Linked DNA regions of Mus musculus: region 2 is linked to region 1. Evidence: chromatin loops called from intact Hi-C (ENCODE). Cell type or tissue: left cerebral cortex. All regions are shown on one strand. Links, peaks and the distances in the headings refer to the core of each region. The heading gives the core; the rest is flanking DNA.

Region 1 (9,681 bases), core at 1,059-9,058:
AACTTTCCATAGAGTACATGTAGCAATCGGGGGCAACTACCAGCAGTTGGTCATCTACCTTTCCACTGTGATTCCAGGAATACTCAGGCCATTGGCTTGCAGGGCAAGCAAGACCTTTGGCCCATTTGGGTTATATCCCAATGCCTTCTGAGCCATAAATAGGCATCTATCCCCTACTGGTATTATGCATGAGTATGAAACCGTTCTTGTGCTGTGTTGTGCAGTCTACCCCTACCCAATTTCCCAGTCTCGCTCTTTTCTCTTTCCTTTTTCTCTGTGTAACCCTGACTGTCCTGGAACTCATTCTGTTCACTCTATAGACAGGATTTTCAGTCCTAGAACTCAATTAGTAGACCAGGCTATCCTTGAACTGAAAATCCATCTGCCTTTGCCTCCCAAGTGCTGGGATTTAAGGCATGTGCACTGCTGTTTGGCTAGTATCCTTTTCTCACACAGCAGTACAGCTTGTGTGGGGAGGTTCAGGATTTTGTCAGTGGGACACATTATAATATATATGTTATTCTAGAGTTGCTTCTTTTGTTGTTGCTTTTGTTTTGAACTCTGCTGTAGCCCTAGCTGGCCTCAGTTGGTGTAACCCACCTGCTTTAGCCTCTCAACTGCAGGGGTCATGACTTACATGATGCTGTACCCAGCTTATGTCTGCATTCTAGGTGGCTTTAGGTGGTCATTGAATGGGAAAGGTCATGCTAACTGGAATTTCTTAATCTCTAGGTTGGAGGAACAAGTGATGTTGAAGTGAATGAGAAAAAAGACAGAGTTACTGATGCTCTCAATGCTACAAGAGCAGCTGTTGAAGAAGGCATTGTTCTAGGAGGGGGCTGCGCTCTGCTTCGGTGCATCCCAGCCTTGGATTCATTAAAGCCTGCTAATGAAGACCAGAAAATAGGTAAAGATCATCTTTCAAATGAGTTTGTGGCCTCATTCTTATTGAAAAGTATTGTTGATTAGCAATGTAACACATTTTACAGGGGGAATTATTTCACCTATGGTAGGATTGGATAAGTCTTCTCATTTACTAAACTCTTGTTTTCTTTTTAATTATTTTGTGTGTGTTGGGGGGTGCATTTTGCCTTCATGTCTTGTGTGCTATGCATTTACAGTATTCTCTGGGCCAGAAGGGAGCATTAGGTAGCCTGGACCTGGAGTTACATTGGTGCTAAGGATTAAACTAAGTCCTCTGGCTCCCCAGAAAGAGAAGACAAAGCAAATTTGTAAAAATGTGTTTGTTTTATAGGTATAGAAATTATTAAAAGAGCACTTAAAATTCCTGCAATGACGATTGCTAAGAATGCAGGTGTTGAAGGATCTTTGATAGTTGAGAAAATTCTGCAGAGTTCCTCAGAAGTTGGTTATGACGCCATGCTTGGAGATTTTGTGAACATGGTGGAAAAAGGGATCATTGATCCAACAAAGGTAAGTGATTCAGCATTTCATACACACTGGATGTCTTGCTCTCTGCATGGTTTTTATTCATAAATTATTTTACTAAAATTTTTTCTAGGTTGTGAGAACTGCCTTACTGGATGCTGCTGGGGTGGCCTCCTTGCTAACTACAGCCGAAGCTGTAGTGACAGAAATTCCTAAAGAAGAGAAGGACCCTGGAATGGGTGCAATGGGTGGCATGGGAGGGGGTATGGGAGGCGGCATGTTCTAACTCCTAGAGTAGTGCTTTGCCCTTATCAATGAACTGTGACAGGAAGCTCAAGGCAGGTTCCTCACCAATAACTTCAGAGAAGTCACCTGGAGAAAATGACTGAAGAGAAGGCTGGCTGACCACTGTAATCATCAGTTACTGGTTTCCTTTGACGATATATAATGGTTTACTGCTGTCATTGTCCATGCCTACAGATAATTTATTTTGTATTTTTGAATAAAGACATTTGTACATTCCTGATGCTGGGTGCAAGAGCCATATACCAGTGTCCTGCTTTCAACTTAAATCACTGAGGCATCTCTACTGTTCTGTGAGCATCAGGACTGTAGCGCTGTGTCACCACATGAGAGTTCAGAAGCAGCCTTTCTGTGGAGGGTGGGAATGATTGTGTACAAAGTAGAGAAGTATCCAATTATGTGACAACCTTTGTGTAATAAAATTTTGTTTAAAGTTTCTGGTTGTGTTACCCTTTCCATGGTCTTGATGGGAGAAATGAAAGCCAATCAGAGGAGCACAGTTGGGTATATAGAAACAGTCCACCTATAGTCTGTAGTCTCTTGCTTTTCCTTGGAGATAGGATTATTGCTTCGTGAGGTTTTACAGAAGGCACAACACTGGTTAGCTTGACTGATTTGGAGAGTATCATAAGTGATCATAAAGGAGTTTAGTCTTTCCTTACCATTTTGAAGTTTATGCCATAGTAAAAAGACTTAATGAGCAACTTAACATTTTAACCAGTCTTCAGTACTTGAATTTTTAAGTGAGTCTAGAATTACCAGAGATCTAGCCAAGCAAATAAGCACTATGAGGTTTAATCCCCCAACCCTCACTTTACCCTCAAAGAGTGAAGATTATTCATTTCTTGGTGTAAAAGAAACAAGAGGGCCAGATAGCAGGATGCAGAGCACCAGAAATAGTCTGAAGTCAGTTGGCCATTCTGTGAAAGCAAAAGCTGGTTGTAATTCCACAAAGGGTTTATTTGAGTAAAGGATGGAAATTTCCAGAATAGAACAAATAAGCCAGAAATGAAAAGGGGGAGCAAACACTAGTTCTTTAGTTAGTTTAGCTGTGGAAATGTACTTGCATCTACTTCAAAAATGAGTAACCAAGAGGAAAGGAACCTTGATGTACACTGCTTTGTCTGAAAAAATGCAATGGAGTGTTTCCACTGGCAGAGACCCCAGGGAAATGTGAGTGGGTCCGAAACCCTTCCAAAGTAACTGCCTGGCCTGATCTCATAGCTGCAGGTAGTCTGGTCTAAGTCAACCTGGAAGTAACAGGAAGTGCTTAAGGGCATTTTGATTGGTTCCCGCCCCCACTCCTTGCTATCCTGGTGACTGTAGACCATGCTGTTTCCCAAATACTGGGATTGAATATGTGTGCCAGTATTGCCTAGCCTTAATTTTTTTTTTAAGATTTATTTATTATATGTAAGTACACTGTAGCTGTCTTCAGACACTCCAGAAGAGGGAGTCAGATCTCATTACGGATGGTTGTGAGCCACCATGTGGTTGCCGGGATTTGAACTCTGGACCTTCGGAAGAGCAGTGCTCTTACCCACTAAGCCATCTCACCAGCCCAGCTTTAATTTTTATTATTAAACTTTTAAAAGTTTATTTTTAGCTGGATATGGTGAGGTATGCCTTCCATCCCAGCACTGAGGAGGCAGATCTCTTGAGTTTGAAGTCAGTGAATCCCAGGACAGCCAGAGCTACAGAGAAATCAGTCTTGAAACCTTGCCTTGAACTGAGGTTGGACTCTCCCATGATGATGGTTAATATTAACATGAAATAAAAAAAAGCCAGTGGTGACACATGCCTTTAATCCTAGTACCCAGGGGGTAGTAGAAGCCAGATCTCTGAGTTTTGAGACCAGCTTGGTCTACAAATTGAGTTTCAGGACAGTCAGGGTTACACAGGGAAATCTTGTCTAGGAGAGAAAAATGAAAAAAAAAAAAAACAACAGAAAACCAACTTGAAGGGCATTACAACCAACTAGGAGACAAACCTCTCAGCATGCATTGTGGTCTTTTCTTGATTAGGTTATCAAAGAGAACCACCCACCCTGACATTGTAGAACCATCCCTGCGCTTGGGTCCTAGGCATTATCAAAAGGGGAAAGCCAGTTGACCTTGTGTTTTATCACTCTCAACGTCCTGATTGGATACAACTGTCTGAAACGCCTCATGATTTCACCTTACACTTCATCTCAAACTGGGAGCCAACTGCTTTTATCTAAGTCAATGGGAAACTATCTGCAATGCACAGAAAGGTATAGAAATTGCCCTACAGAGGCAGTCTTTCTTTCACTAAGCACAAGGTGAAATAGTAACTGGTGGGTTGAATAAAAGAATGGCCCCAAGATGAGCAGTCTCAACTAACCTGGACCTCTGAGATCTCAGACACTGAGCCACCAACCAGGCGGCATTCACAAGCTGGTCCCAGGTCCCCAACACATATACAGCAGAGGACTGCCTAGTCTGGCCTCAGTGAGAGAAGATGGGCCTAACCTTTGAGAAACTGGAGGCCCCAGAGAGTGGGGAGGTGGACTTGCAACTTAGTTTTAATTTATGATGACATTTTTTTTTTCCTTTTTGAGTGTCTTATATGTAGCCCTCGCTGGTTAGATCTTCCTCTCAAGTGCTGATTAGAATTCCTTTAACTCTATTGGCAGAATGGCATGCCCTGCACCCTCTGCTGCATAAATCAGGTGTGTGGTTCAGACCTATAATCCCAGCACTGAGGCAAGGGCAGGATGACCAGGAGTTCAAGGTCATCCTAAAATACATAGTGAGTTCAGGGTTATATATAGATATAACCTGGAAAACATAAAAACTTGATTTAGATTCACTTTATATTTACTGAATGCTTATCACACATCAGCAGCCCTCACACATTAGGTAATGAAGGCATTTCCAAGGCACAGACTCCTAAAAAGAAAAGTGAATTAATTAAGAATTAAGAACAGTTCGCAGTGCAGGAAGACTGGGACAAGATGTGTGTACATGACACACTGGTCTTTCCAGGATTCCTCTGCCTTTTTTCTTTTTGGGACAATTTTACACATGGGAATCTTCTATACAAGTTGTTCTGGGTTGTTTGTTTGTTTGTTTTGATGACCCAAAGTTTAAGGTTGCTTGTATGAGCATGACTTGAGGAGTTTTTATTTTTATTTTTTACTGGATCATGAGTAATGTACCAGTGAGTACACAGTGAAAAAAATGACACCCTCTCCCTCCCTCCTCAGCAAGCATTAACTGCCAATAGTCTGTTAGGAATAGTCTGTTAGGAAGGGGTTGGCGCTCAGGAGCCCCTCCCCCATCCATCCGTGATGGAATGTGGATTTCCTCCACCTTGTACAGCTATGAGTTCCTGAGTGCAGAGGCCATGTCTTGTCCAGATGTTCCTCCAGCACTCTTATCTCCTAGTTCATAGTCTTTCTACTCTTTCACACAAAATGTCCCCTGAGCCCTTAGAGGGTAATGTAGAGGTCTCACTTAGCATAAAACACTTGAGCCACTCTCAGAAGTCTAACATATAAATCTCTGTATTAACTACCACTCATGGCACAAAGAAGATACTCTGACGAAAAGTGGCACAAATCCACAAGTAAACATAACTCCGTAGAAGGCAATTTGACAGCAGCCTATTTAGCAAATTAGAGTAGGATAGAGTATCAGGATTATGCTCCTACCCTGCGCTCCCAGGGCAAGGAGATGGCTCAAAGGATAAAGTGCTGGCTGTACATGCATGAGGACCAGTATTTTTTGGATCTCTGGCATCCATGTAAAAAGTCAGACAGAGATGGCAACATCTGGAATCCCAGCACTTGAGAGGCAGAGACAGATATCCCTGGGCATCCCATATAGCTCCACTAGCCAGAATCAGTGGGCTCCGGGTTCAGCAAGAGACTGCTACAATTTTATCGAAAGGACCCAGATGTAGCTGTCTCTTGTGAGACTATGCCGGGGCCTAGCAAACACAGAAGTGGATGCTCACAGTCAGCTAATGGATGGATCACAGGGCTCCCAATGGAGGAGCTAGAGAAAGAACCCAAGGAGCTAAAGGGATCTGCAACCCTATAGGTGGAACAACATTATGAACTAACCAGTACCCCGGAGCTCTTGACTCTAGCTGCATATGTATCAAAAGATGGCCTAGTCGGCCATCATTGGAAAGAGAGGCCCATTGGACACGCAAACTTTATATGCCCCAGTACAGGGGAACGCCAGGGCCAAAAAGGGGGAGTGGGTGTGTAGGGGAGTGGGGGTGGGTGGGTATGGAGGACTTTTGGTATAGCATTGGAAATGTAAATGAGCTAAATACCTAATAAAAAATGGAAAAAAAAAAAGAGACTGCTACAATAGCATGAAGAGCCATCAAGGAAGACACCCAGGGTCAACAACAGACCACCATATGCACACATGGTAGCTCAAATTTAGTGTTAGCATTTGGGAAGCTGACCAAGAGCCTCAGTAATGAGAGCATCTCCCGTGCCACATCGTGAGTTCCAGGCCAGCCTGGGTTAATGACATCCCATTAACACTAGATCAAATACCAAAGCTCAAATCAAATGCAAGGGACACAATTATACACAGGTCACTTTGCTCTGGCCGTGTGTGCCTTACCTACAAGTGGGAGATCCTGTTTCACTTGTTAAAAGCACAACTCAAGTCCATGTGAGCAGACCAGTGTGAGCTCCTCAAAACCACACAGCCAGTGCCTGGGAGGGAGTGACTGAGCAGAGACTAGAGCAAATTCCCACAAGCACCAATTATAGCTGAAAGCACTGTGGCTGGAAGTTTAGTATGCAGAGGTGATTTGGTTGCAGAGTGAAAGGAAGGGAGAGAATACTGAGTAAAGAATGTGTTCAGTTCAGATTTCTCTGTCTCTATGGAAGGTTTTCCCCTTGTTCTGGCAGTGCTGAGGATCAAATTGGGGATGAATATTGCATCCAGGAAAGTATTTGTAAGACATGATATTCTATAGTATTGCACTTTTATTGTTTCGGTTGCTGAAGCTGTCAATGCCACACATACCTAGTCACCTGTCACCTAGTCACCTGGGATGGGGTAGTATTAGTCAGAAACTTGCTGTCATCTGACTGACCTGGGGTGTGTCTGCGAGACATCCTGACAAGCTACTGTGGCCTATGCCATGCCTGAGCAGGTGGGTCTGCAGTGTAAAAGAAACTAACTGAACACCAGACAGGGAACAAGCCAGAAGGCCCATTCTCCTAGTCTCTGCTTTAGCTCCTGCCCTGGCTTCCCTCTGTGATAAGTGGTGAACTGAAAGCTGAAATAAACATACTCCTCACAAGTGCTTTTGCTCATTAGTAACAGGGAAGCACACTAGACCATCCGTCCAAATAGACATGAAAACTATACAGAAAAGATTAAAATAACAGCCAGTGGTGGTGATAGCAGCTATGCTTTCATCCCAGCAGAGAGGCAGAGGCAGGAGGATCTCTGTGAGTTAGAGGCCAGCCTGGTCTACAGAGTGAGTTCCAGGGCAGCCAGGGATATTACACAGAAAGACCTTATCATGAAAACCAAATAAAAAACAAAAAGATTTAAATAACCAAGGTCACTATACAAAAATAAACAATTTAACTTTATTAAGTCATGACTTCAGCCTTTCTACTGATTTGTGGTTTTTAAAAAAAAATCAGTTCAGAATATTATTGAAAGTGAATATGCACAATAAATAGAAAATGCCTTGTGTGGTGCTGGAGACAAATTAACTACTTACTTATCTGTTGCCTACAGTGGCAGATAAAATTTTGACACACAATCAGCACAAAGCACCTGGAAGGAAGTTTCAAATGTCTAGAAAAGTAGCTCAGAGCTCTGGACCACTCACCAAATAAAACAAAAAACAAAAAACAAAAGACCAGAACAAAAACCCCACTCAGTACATCTGGGAAACAACTTCCCAACAACACTGAATCATCTACTGCTACCCATAAGAACAATTAAAATACCCAAAGTGCTAAGACTTCATTAGCAATACTTTAAATCACAGTTTTAATGGTAAATATATGATTATTCAAATACCCTAAGCCATATGGCATGCCGAATAACAATAAGTTACAAATACTCTGAACCTAATAACTTAAACATGATATGGTTAATATAACACACATTGTATCTCAGCTAACCTTTTCATGTAAGGTGAGAATTAAAAGACTTGTTCATCTGTACACTCAAACGAGGAATGTGGTATCCTAGCAACAGTGATGACATCCGTTATTACAAAGGTGGTCGGAGCCTGCAAATGTACATGATACTTAGAGTCACACTTGATTGAAGAAATAATTCTATGTACAAGTGGGTCCATGTTCAATGTGCAAATTTTCAACAGCACGGGCTTAGAATCAAGGCAGGTTTAACAAATGCTTTCTGACTTCTCAACAGATGGTAAAAGGACTTCCTAGAAGTGAACAAACTAGCCAAGAGTAGGTGGAGGCAGCTAATATTTTCCTCTTAGGTGTGGTGAATTTCATGAAGCATTAATTCCCGAGGTATGTTTGTCTCTGGACCATACAGTTTACAGGCTCTTCTTTCAAAGGCTGCTACCATTTGTTTCACAACTTCATCGAAGAACAGAGTAGCGAGCTGAGAGTGCAGAAGGGAGCGGAATTCAAAAGAAATCTGTAGGAAAATGTTAAAAATTGTTTTACACATTTGCGAGGCACATCTATAATCCTAGCACCCGTGGAGGCTGGGGCATGAGTACTGGGGATTCACCACTAGCCTAGTATACACAGTGACTTCCAGGACAGCCTGAGCTGAAAACATAAACAAGGGCCGAGCAGAGCTGCCCATGGTGCCTCAGGCCTCGAGGTCCAGTTACTTGGAGATCCAAGTTCAAGGCCTGCCTGGGCTAGAGTTTAAACATCTGGTGATGTAGCTTAGTGGTAGAGCGCCTGTGCAACACACACACAAACCCTGGGTCTAAGGAGCAGTAGGAAAGTGTTATTGCCTATGCATGCACATGCATGTCACCCACAAACCAGGCAGCCAAAGAGTTACAGCTTTACATACCCATTGTTGTTCTGGACAGAATTCAAGGCACTTATTTTAAACAGTAGTATTGTAGCCTAACATCCTCTGGATATTAAAATACTTTAACTTTCTCTGATGGACTGACTGCAATGCTGACATCAAACTACAGCTTCCAGTGAGCCACACTCTGAGTACTACCCTGTATTTTTTTTTTCTTTCTTTCTTGCTCTTGATATTGGGACTTTTCACACACTGGGCAAGCTCTCAACTTTTTTATTTTGAGATAGGGTCTCACTAAGTTGTCTAGGCTAGGTTCAAAGTCACTGAGTGCAGGCACTGAACTCCTTCTTGCTTTAACTTCCCCAGTAGTTGGGATTACAGGCCTACACCATGAGGAATGGCTTCTAGCTTTTCATTGTTAAATAATTTTGTTTGTTTGTTTGTTTGAGACAGGGTTTCACTGTGTTGCCTTAGCTTCCCTGGAATTCCCTGTGTGGACCATGCTAACCTTGAACACAGAAATAAGCTTGCCTCTGCCTCCTGAGTGTGGGATTCAAAGTGTGTGCCACCACACCTGGCTGAATTACTTTCTTGTAATGCTGAGAGGGCTCAGTGGGGAAAAACATCTGCTGCTAAGCCAGATGACCTCAGTTTCAGCCTTAGGACCTGCGTGTCAGAAAGACACAACTGACACCCTTTAGCTGTCCTCTGACCTGTACACGTGTAATAAATTAAAATGTAATAAAATAAAAAAAATAGCAGAAACAAGATAAAGGATTTTTTACATACTCATCACCCCAAAATTTCCTATTTGTCTTATAACCATATAGCCATACAATTGTCAAAATCAGAAAGTTATCAGTTAGTAGGTAATAATGCTTTAATTTAATTAGCTATCCAGATTGTTTGCATTTCCAATCATCCTATTAATGTCCACTTTCAGAGTGCATCCAAGGCTCTATGTGCTACACTGTTTTGTTTTTCTGAGACAGGGTTTAAC
Region 2 (9,681 bases), core at 455-8,454, 77 kb after region 1:
GTTACACACATGCATGTGTGCATGCATGGTGCAAGGATATGTGTGCAAGTGGACAGGTAGGTCATGCTCCAGGATAAACATGGAGTTCAGAGGACAGCTTTTGGAAGTTGGTTCTCTCCTTTTGTTGTCTGGATCTCAGAGTTGCAATAGAGTCATTATTAGGCTTGGTGGTATATGCACCGTTACCTCTAAGCCCTCACCTGCCACTAAATGAATTGCCCTTTTAAAATGAGTTGCTAATGTTGAACTTAGATAAGAGTTTGAATATCAAAACAATTTCGACAGAAACAAATTCAGACTACTTTATGTAAATTGTCTATAAAAGTATACAGTATATTATTCCTGGTGCAAATTGCCACTTTGGAATGTTTGCTCATAAAAAAATAACTTTTCTCATTTCTCTGATTTTCCTCAGGCTGCCTTACGTCAGATTACTGATAAAGCTCGAGAATTTGGAGCTGGACCACTGTTTAACCAGATTCTTCCTCTGTTGATGTCCCCTACACTTGAGGATCAAGAGCGACATTTACTTGTGAAAGTTATTGATAGAATATTGTATAAACTTGATGACTTGGTGCGGCCGTATGTGCACAAGGTTGGTTTGTTCTCGAAGTAGTGTTTAATGGTTTAACTTTTATTTTTCTGGTTCTATTTTTCCACTGTGTGGAATCTGGAAGTTGTTACTTTCCTTTGTGTGTATATGTAGCCCTGGCTGACCTGGAACTTAGTCCAGGCTGCCCTTGAAGGAATGTGCAATTACTGCCAGGGAATTAAAATTGTTTAACCTATCCCTTAATTAACAAATGTCTTTGATAAATTGATGTGGAAATGTATGTAATTCCTCTTTTTTTTTTTTTTTTTTTTTTTTAATTCTTTCAGATTCTTGTGGTTATCGAGCCACTGTTGATTGATGAAGATTACTATGCTAGAGTGGAAGGCCGAGAGATTATTTCTAATTTGGCAAAGGTATTCACATTAAATTCCTAGAAAAGGAAGTTTGTCTTTTGATGGGTTGAGGATTAATGGTACTAACTTAAGTGGCTGTTGTCACTTTTCTCTTTAGGCTGCTGGTCTGGCTACTATGATTTCTACCATGAGACCTGATATAGATAACATGGATGAATATGTCCGAAACACAACAGCTAGAGCTTTTGCTGTCGTAGCCTCTGCCCTGGGCATCCCTTCTTTATTGCCTTTCTTAAAAGCTGTGTGCAAAAGCAAGAAGTCTTGGCAAGCGAGGCACACTGGTATTAAGATTGTACAACAGATAGCCATTCTCATGGGCTGTGCTATCTTGCCACATCTCAGAAGTTTGGTTGAAATCATTGAACATGGTAAGTGGTGTATCTTTTATAGATCAGCTGTCCTGATGGGGAGAGGTGTATGTGTAATTAAATGAAAGACTTCTCACGCAAATTTTGAAATGGGGTTTGTAATATTTTCTGTTAACAAATTACCATTGCCTAAATTTTATGTACTATAAAAAAATTATTGCAGTTTGGATACATGGTTAGATACATTGCTAAAATTTGGATTGTATTATGAAAATTAGGTGTGGGTACCTACTCATAACCATGTCTGATTGTATAGGTCTCGTGGATGAGCAGCAGAAAGTTCGGACCATCAGTGCTCTGGCCATTGCTGCTTTGGCTGAGGCAGCAACTCCTTATGGTATTGAGTCTTTTGATTCTGTGCTCAAGCCCCTATGGAAGGGTATCCGCCAACACAGAGGAAAGGTGAATCGCTCATTAGATCAGTTTTTGTTGCTAGTAAGATAACCGAAACTTAATTTACTAACGTATATATTTTTAAATAGGGTCTGGCTGCTTTCTTGAAGGCTATTGGGTATCTTATTCCTCTTATGGATGCAGAATATGCCAACTACTATACTAGAGAAGTGATGTTAATCCTCATTCGAGAATTTCAGTCTCCTGATGAAGAAATGAAGAAAATTGTTTTGAAGGTAAGTAATTAGTTGCTCAGTTTGTGGGTATGTGCATGTTTTAGGAAGTTCAGAGAGATCTTTATAACATTAAAAACAAATCAAACCTATTTTTGTACTGTAAAAGTTATTACAGCTTGGATACATGGTTAGATACATTGCTAAAATTTGGATTGCATTACGAAAATTAGGTATTGGTACCTACTCATAACTGTGTTGGATTGTTTTGTGTTTTGCCAGTGCTGCATTTGATATATATATTTCTTTTTTATTAACCTTATAGGTGGTGAAACAGTGTTGTGGAACTGATGGTGTAGAAGCAAACTACATTAAAACAGAGATTCTTCCACCTTTCTTTAAACACTTTTGGCAACACAGAATGGCTTTGGATAGAAGAAATTACCGACAGGTGACCTTTTATTGCTAAACTTTGATTCTCATAAATCTTTTTGACTAATTCTTTACCTACTTAGAATGCATATTACATGCTATAATTTGCTTTGACTGTCTTAAAATTTATACTTGTATGTACTTTACTGTGACAAGAGATGGAATTTTTAAAGTCCATTCTTTCTGTTTGGTCTGTCTGTCTGAGATAGGGTCTCACTAAGTAGCCTAGAAATCACTCTGCAGACCTCAAACTGCTCCATCTGCTGCTGCTGCCATCTTCTATGTCCTGGAATTAAAGGTGTGCTCAGCCACACCTGGCCTCTTTTTGGGTGTCTTTTTTTTTTTTTCCCCTCCCCTCCCCTCCCCTCCCCTACCTCCAGATTTATTTATTCATTTTATTTATTTATTTAATGTAAGTACACTGTAGCTGTCTTCAGACACTCCAGAAGAGGGCATCAGATTTCGTTATGGATGGTTGTGAGCCACCATGTGGTTGCTGGGATTTGAACTCGGGACCTTCGGAAGAGCAGTCGACGCTCTTAACCACTGAACCATCTCACCAGCCCCCCCCCCCTTTTCTTTTAAAAGCATACATTTAATGTGAAATTCCCATTAACTAGTGTATTTAAAACTTAAATGTTTATTTTTTATGTGTATTAGTATTTTGCTTGGACATGTATCTGTGCACTATATTTGGTGTGTGTCATGCCTGCAAGGGGCCAGGCCATCAGATCTTGTATTGGAATTGCAGTTATGAGCCACCATGTGGGTCCTGGGAATTGAATTTGGGTCTTCTGGAAGGAACCCCACCACTATCCCCAGTTTTCTAGCCCAGGCCCTGTGTGTATGTATATATGCATATGTATTGTGTTTAAATTACACTTACTTACTTGGTCTGTATATGTGCCTCAGGGCATGCATGTGTGAAGAGAGCAGCAGGCAAGAGTTCCCTCTTCCAGATGGATCATGGAGATTAAACTCAGGTTATCAGATTTGTTGGGAAGTGCCTTTTACCTTTTGAGTCTTCCCTACAGCCCTGTTTGTTTCTTTTCTTTTGAGACAAAATTTTACTTTGTAGCTGAAGCTGGTCTCAAAATCTTGGTCTTTCTGCCTCAGCCTCCCAGCTCAACAGTACTAAGCTATGAGCTGATGGTTTTGTCTGGTAAATTGAAGCTTTAGCTAGCTGAAACCTAAGTATAGTTTTACTTAGAATTGTTTTTGTTTTGGAGATAGGATCTTAAGTTTTGGGCTGCCTTGGGCCTTGTCCATCCAGACTGGCATGGAATTTGAACGATCCATATCTAGGTGCTCTCACAATTAAAGTTTAGTATGTTTTATTTCCTTGGAAAAGTAATAGATTTAAAGAGTTTTGTTTTTGTCTTTCAGTTAGTTGATACAACTGTGGAGTTGGCAAACAAAGTAGGTGCAGCAGAGATCATATCTAGGATTGTTGATGATCTGAAGGATGAAGCTGAGCAGTACAGGAAAATGGTGATGGAAACAATTGAGAAAATTATGGGTAATCTAGGCGCAGCAGATATTGACCATAAACTTGAGGAACAACTGATTGATGGTATTCTCTATGCTTTCCAAGAACAGACTACAGAGGTAAGGGTAGCCAACCACCTTCTTCCTTGCTTTTAAATTTTATTTTGTGTGCATATGTGTGGGTGAAAATTAGAAGGAGATTTTGGGGATCAGTTGTCTCCTATCACCACTTGTCTCCTGGGGCATGGGCATGAGGCTTGGAAGCAGGCACTTTACCAGCCGAGCCATCACCCTGGCCTGTCACAAACTTGATTATTGTGGCATATTGCCATTGACTTTCATTTATGTAGAAAACCTACTTTTATTGCCATTGACTTTCATTTATGTAGAAAACCTACTTTTATTTCTTATTTTTTGAAAACCTACTCTTAAAAGCAGATATCCCTTTTATATATTTTTTAAAAGATTTATTTATTTATTTTATGTATATAAGTACACTGTGTCTGTACAGATGGTTGTGAGCCATCCTCTCGTTGCTGGGAACTGGATCAGCCCTGCTTGCTATGGCCCAAAGATTTATTTATTATTATACATAAGTACACTGTAGCTGGCTTCAGATACACCAGAAGAGGACATCAGATCTCATTACGGGTGATTGTGAGCCACCATGTGGTTGCTGGGATTTGAACTCAGGACCTTTGGAAGAGTAGTCAGTGCTCTTAAACTGCTAAGCCATCTCTCCAGCCCAAGCAGATATCCCTTAAAAGACATTTTAGTGACCAGTTGTCCTCAGTTTAACATGTTTTTTTACCTCAGATTTTTTGGTTTAAAAACAAATGGGATGTTTGGGTGGTTGGAAAGATTGAATATTATTGAACAATGAACTTTCAGTCAAAACTAAATTATATATTTTTAGTGATTTGTTTTTGTTTTTCTAAATATAACTTAACTTTTCTCTTTTAGGATTCAGTAATGTTGAATGGCTTTGGCACAGTAGTTAATGCTCTTGGCAAACGAGTCAAACCATACTTGCCTCAGATCTGTGGTACAGTTTTATGGCGTTTAAATAACAAATCAGCAAAAGTTAGGCAACAAGCAGCTGACTTGATTTCTCGAACTGCTGTTGTTATGAAGACTTGTCAAGAGGTAATCTATTCTACCAGATGTATATTTTTTAAAACAGGTATCTTAATGGAAAAAGTAACATTTTTAACATTCCTTTTATTTAGGAAAAACTGATGGGGCACTTGGGTGTGGTGCTGTATGAATATTTGGGTGAAGAGTACCCTGAAGTATTGGGCAGCATTCTTGGAGCACTGAAGGCTATTGTAAACGTAATAGGTATGGAATTTGCTGGTCATGTGAGAATTTGGCCTTTTAATTTTCTTTGTATTTTGAAAGCAAGATGTAAAGTTGTATTTAGGAGTTTGTTTTTTTTTTTTTTAATCTTCTTTTCTGGAGCACTTTAGGATTGTCAGATGTAACCAATCTCCCTTACTATTATCTATTTATATTTTACTTAAAAATGTTAAAAAGGAGAAATTTAGTACAGAAATTTAAAGTACAGAAATAGTAACAGCCCAAAATGTTTTGAGTTAATGGAAGAGAGGGCTCTAATAGAACTAGTGTATCAGCTGAAAAATAATCTAGCATCTTCTGTAAGAGGAAGGAGCAACCCTCAAGGTGTAATTTAGTTTTAGAAATTTCCTTTCTATGGTAAGGTATTTTGACTGGTTGAGATTTATTTATTTATTTTTTTTATACTATGAGTTCAAAGAAGATGACTTGGTTAAAAAAAAAGACTATCACGTCTTTTATCTATAAGTTAAAAACACAACAATCTCAGGTATGGTCACTCTTTTTCAAGGAATTATGATGAAGCAAACAAAAGGATTCCTGGGTTCAAAATCTCATTGTATTTAAACAGTGTTGAAAGTAACTCCTTTAGGACTGTGAAAGGGTTAGAAAAGGCTGAGAGTTCATAGGACCTGGCTGTTGGTAATCACTGTTCTTCCCATTTTGGGGAAAGGAGTAAGTAGTATAGAGCAGTTTAGAGCTTTAGCAGAATACTCTTTTAGCTCAGATATGTACAGATAATGACTTGCCAACAGTCTTTTAGCCACTTGTGATTCTCTGGTTTGCCAGAGTTGTAAACCATATGGTTAATCTGACAAACATGAGAAAAGCAGTGGAGAATCAGAGCTTCTAGTAATTCTAGTTAGATCAAGAGCCCTTGCTAGCTGTCTCTTTTTCTCTCTTCATAGGTAATTTCATGGAGACTAGAGGTCTGATTTGTTTTTCAGTTATAGGGACCCGTACTGATTTGATCTGACCTAGCTTTGGCTTATATTGTTGTGTTTGGCCACAACATAGGCTGTCCCCATATTTAAATGTCAGTGTACTAATAACATTTCAAAAGCAAATAAAATCTTTTTGTTACTGCATAACCCTCTTTTTTTTTTTTGTTTTTGTTTTAAAAATCCCTTCACTGATTTCTTTGATTTCTAAATGTAACAAGGAGCTGTTAATAGTTTTAAAAAATTGTAATTAGAATCTGGGGTCTTTATCCACTATCCACTGGTAGCTTATAACTTATTTTTACTGTACTGTAAAAAGAAAAAAGAAAAGTTGCAGTTCAGGTTTTAATAGTTCCTTGATTTCTGTCAAATAGGTATGCATAAGATGACACCACCAATTAAAGATCTCCTGCCTAGACTCACCCCCATTTTAAAGAACAGACATGAAAAAGTACAAGAGAATTGTATTGATCTTGTTGGACGCATTGCTGACAGGTAAACAGATTACATAGCAACAATTCTCGTTTGTATTTTAGTTCAAGTATAGGCAGTATTTCTTTTTAGATTAAGCAAGATTTCACTTTGAGTGGTAATAGGAAATAGTGGTATAGTGTTTTGTTTTGTGTGGGTGTCTTCCTCTCCCCCTCACCCTGGCACCCTGCACGGGGTTTTTCTGTATCTCTGGCTGTCCTGGAACTCACTCTGTAGACCAGGCTGTCTTTAAACAGAGAGCCACCTGCCTCTGCCTCCCTCCTGAGTGCTGTGATTAAATGTGCCACCACTGCCTGACTTAGCAGTATAATTTTTTAAAATATTTATTTATTTATTATATGTAAGTACACTGTAGCTGTCTTCAGACACTCCAGAAGAGGGCGTCAGATCTCATTACGGATGGTTGTGAGCCACCATGTGGTTGCTGGGATTTGAACTCAGGACCTTCAGAAGAGCAGTCGGTGCTCTTAACCACTGAGACATCTCACCAGCCCCCGCAGTATAATTTTAAAACCAAGTCAGGCTTGCTTTCTTTCTTTTTGTTATTTTCTTTTCTTTTGAGACAAGGTCTGACGGTATCCTTGGATGGCCAGGAATTCACTGTACAGACCAGGTTGGCTTTGAATTTAAATCAGGGATTAAAGCTGCACAGCATCACTTAACAAGTCAGGCTTTTTAAAAGGGTGATAATAGTTTTCATTTAATATTTAAGATGGATTAATAACGATTTCAGAATTGAATATGCACATTCACTCTCTAAATGCTCATTAGAGTAGTAGAACCCTTATTTGGCATTCATGGGCCCTGGGCTTCATCCCCAACACTACAAAAACAAAGCAAAACAAAACATCAAAATGCATTAACAAAATGTTAATTCATTTAATTGCATTTTTTTTTTTTAATTTAGGGGAGCTGAATATGTATCTGCAAGAGAATGGATGAGGATTTGCTTTGAGCTTTTAGAGCTCTTAAAAGCTCACAAAAAAGCTATTCGAAGAGCTACCGTCAATACATTTGGTTATATCGCAAAGGCTATTGGGTGAGTAGGTTATAATAAACCCATTGTGTTGGAAAGTACTTTCATGTAGACATATCTTTGGAGGCATAGTATAGTTAATCATTTGAAGAAAAAGCATTTTATTTAACCAGTGACCTTAAGAATATTTTCTTATATTTTTGTTTAACTCAGAAGGCTTTAAAATTTTCCCTAGCAAAGTATAGGTATTTTTAGAGGCACATTCAAGTTTTTGTTGGTCCTATTTTAGAATATTGCTTTTTTTTGTTTGTTTTTTGAGATGGGAGTCTATCCATGCATTCTTGGCTGTCCTGGAACTTGGTATGTAACCAGGCTGGCCTCAAACTCATAGATCTGCCTATTTCTGCCTTCCCAGTGCTGAGATCAAAAACATATTAAGAACATGTACCATTATGCCTGGCTGGAATATTGCTTAAAACATTAAGGAATGAGTATTCTACAGTCTTTTACTCTCCTCACATTGTCAGATTGTGGGCCTTGGTTTTAATTGCTCTTAACAAAATGAAGCTTCTCTGCGGCCAGAAAGGTGACTCAGCAGGAAAGAGCCCTGCCCATTGTTGCAGAGGAGCCAGGTTTGATCTCGGCCTCCACTTGGCTCACACAACCTATGACTATAAACTCCAGTGCCAGGGGATCTGATCCCCGGTGCAGACAGTGAACACATGCAGACAACACTCATACGTACAAAAATAAGTGAAGGTTCTCAACCTCTGATAAGGTCGAGAAGTGCACTGATTTATGGGTATAAAGAGGAAAAAGTTAGGGTGCAGTTTATCATGTCCATTAAACATAATAGTGGGCAATTACATTATACCCCTTATTCTCAAGATTTGGTGATCATTTTGGAAGAGGGGATGTAAAGATTGTAAAAGTCAGAGGTAGTAGGCATCTGCAGCAGAAGAACACTGTTTGGACACGACATTGCAATTGCACACATGAACTCACATCAGTCATGACTGCAAGGACGAGATCAAGTCAGCCAAACTAGCTGCATGGGTGGGAGAGGGATTCTTGAAGTCTCACTCTATCTGGGTAGCTATTGGCAATTGGTGACTTCTCCAGAGATTCAGTTTTAAGAGATGTGGCCCCTGAAAGTCTGTACATACTTCAGTAAACGTCTACACCCACGCACATACTACTAGCACTATCTGGACTTAGTGGGTTTAATTTCTTTTTAAAGATTTATTTATTTTATGTTTGTTGAATGTTTTGCATGCATATATATGCATGTGTGTACACCTGTGCATACCTGCTGCCATTGGCGCTCAGAAGAAGGTGTTGGATGCCCTAGAACTAAAGGTATGGATGGTTGTGAGCCATCAAGTGAATGGTGGAGTCAAACCTGGGCCCTCTGGAAAAGCAGCTAGTGCTCTTTACTACTGAGCAGACTTAACTCGGTGGATTTAATAAAAACAACATAAAGTTGGGGAGGATGATGGAGGAAGGGAGAGAGAGGAGACACATTAGAAAGGAGAGAAGGAGGGATGGATTTGATCAAACTACATTTATGTGCATGTATAACATTCTTAACATTAGGATTTTTTTTTATTAAACGTACTTAATCTTTTTTGTTGTTTCTAATTTTTATGTATATAAATGCTTTGGCTGCATATATGTTTGTATGCCACTTGTGTGCCTGTACCCTTAGGAACCAGAAGAAAGTATTAGATCTATTGGAATTTGGAATTAGAGATGGTTGATAATTGCCATGTGGGTGCTGAAAATCATACCCAGGGCCTCTGGAAGAGCTGCTGCATGCTCTTATTCTCTGATCTATGCATCCAGCCCTTCTTTTTTTTTTCTTAATTTTTTTTTCTTGTTTTTTATGTTCATTGTAACAGGTGCCACACATTTGCCATGTGGGTACTGGTAATTGAATATTTGTATATAATTTGTATCTTTTTTTGTTTGTTTATTTTTCAGGACAGGGTGTCTCTGTATAGCCCTGGCTGTTCTGGAACTCACTCTGTAGACCAGGCTGGCCTTGAACTCAGAAATCCACCTGCCTCTGCCTCCCAAGTGCTGGGATTAAAGAC

What was found. A loop is a pair of places that touch in the nucleus more often than their neighbours do. Peaks named below come from ENCODE experiments on the same cell type or tissue, not always from the same donor. Only the 100,000 strongest peaks of a DNase experiment are listed, where the experiment ranks them.
Region 2: a loop joins it to region 1, with 4 times the contacts of the local background. A loop is called at or near these places in 14 of 42 quality-filtered maps.

The regions. Positions count from the first base shown.
Region 1 is chr1:55,070,282-55,079,962 of GRCm38, reverse strand. Coq10b (coenzyme Q10B) reads right to left here. Exons shown (of 5, transcript NM_001039710.1): 5 at 7,261-8,327. The coding sequence ends at 8,160. It overlaps Hspd1 (heat shock protein 1 (chaperonin)), which reads left to right. Exons shown (of 12, transcript NM_010477.4): 10 at 733-907; 11 at 1,256-1,434; 12 at 1,523-2,129. The coding sequence ends at 1,675. Among named protein-coding and RNA genes, the nearest start is that of Hspd1, 13 kb to the left of the region's middle. In left cerebral cortex, for the core only: no CTCF peak of the experiment used is centred there; DNase peaks (open chromatin) are centred at 2,837 and 4,135.
Region 2 is chr1:54,992,297-55,001,977 of GRCm38, reverse strand. It overlaps Sf3b1 (splicing factor 3b, subunit 1), which reads left to right. Exons shown (of 25, transcript NM_031179.2): 12 at 416-595; 13 at 880-966; 14 at 1,064-1,334; 15 at 1,591-1,736; 16 at 1,817-1,963; 17 at 2,226-2,351; 18 at 3,719-3,940; 19 at 4,784-4,966; 20 at 5,050-5,161; 21 at 6,492-6,612; 22 at 7,517-7,648. Among named protein-coding and RNA genes, the nearest start is that of Sf3b1, 30 kb to the left of the region's middle. In left cerebral cortex, for the core only: no CTCF peak of the experiment used is centred there; no DNase peak of the experiment used is centred there.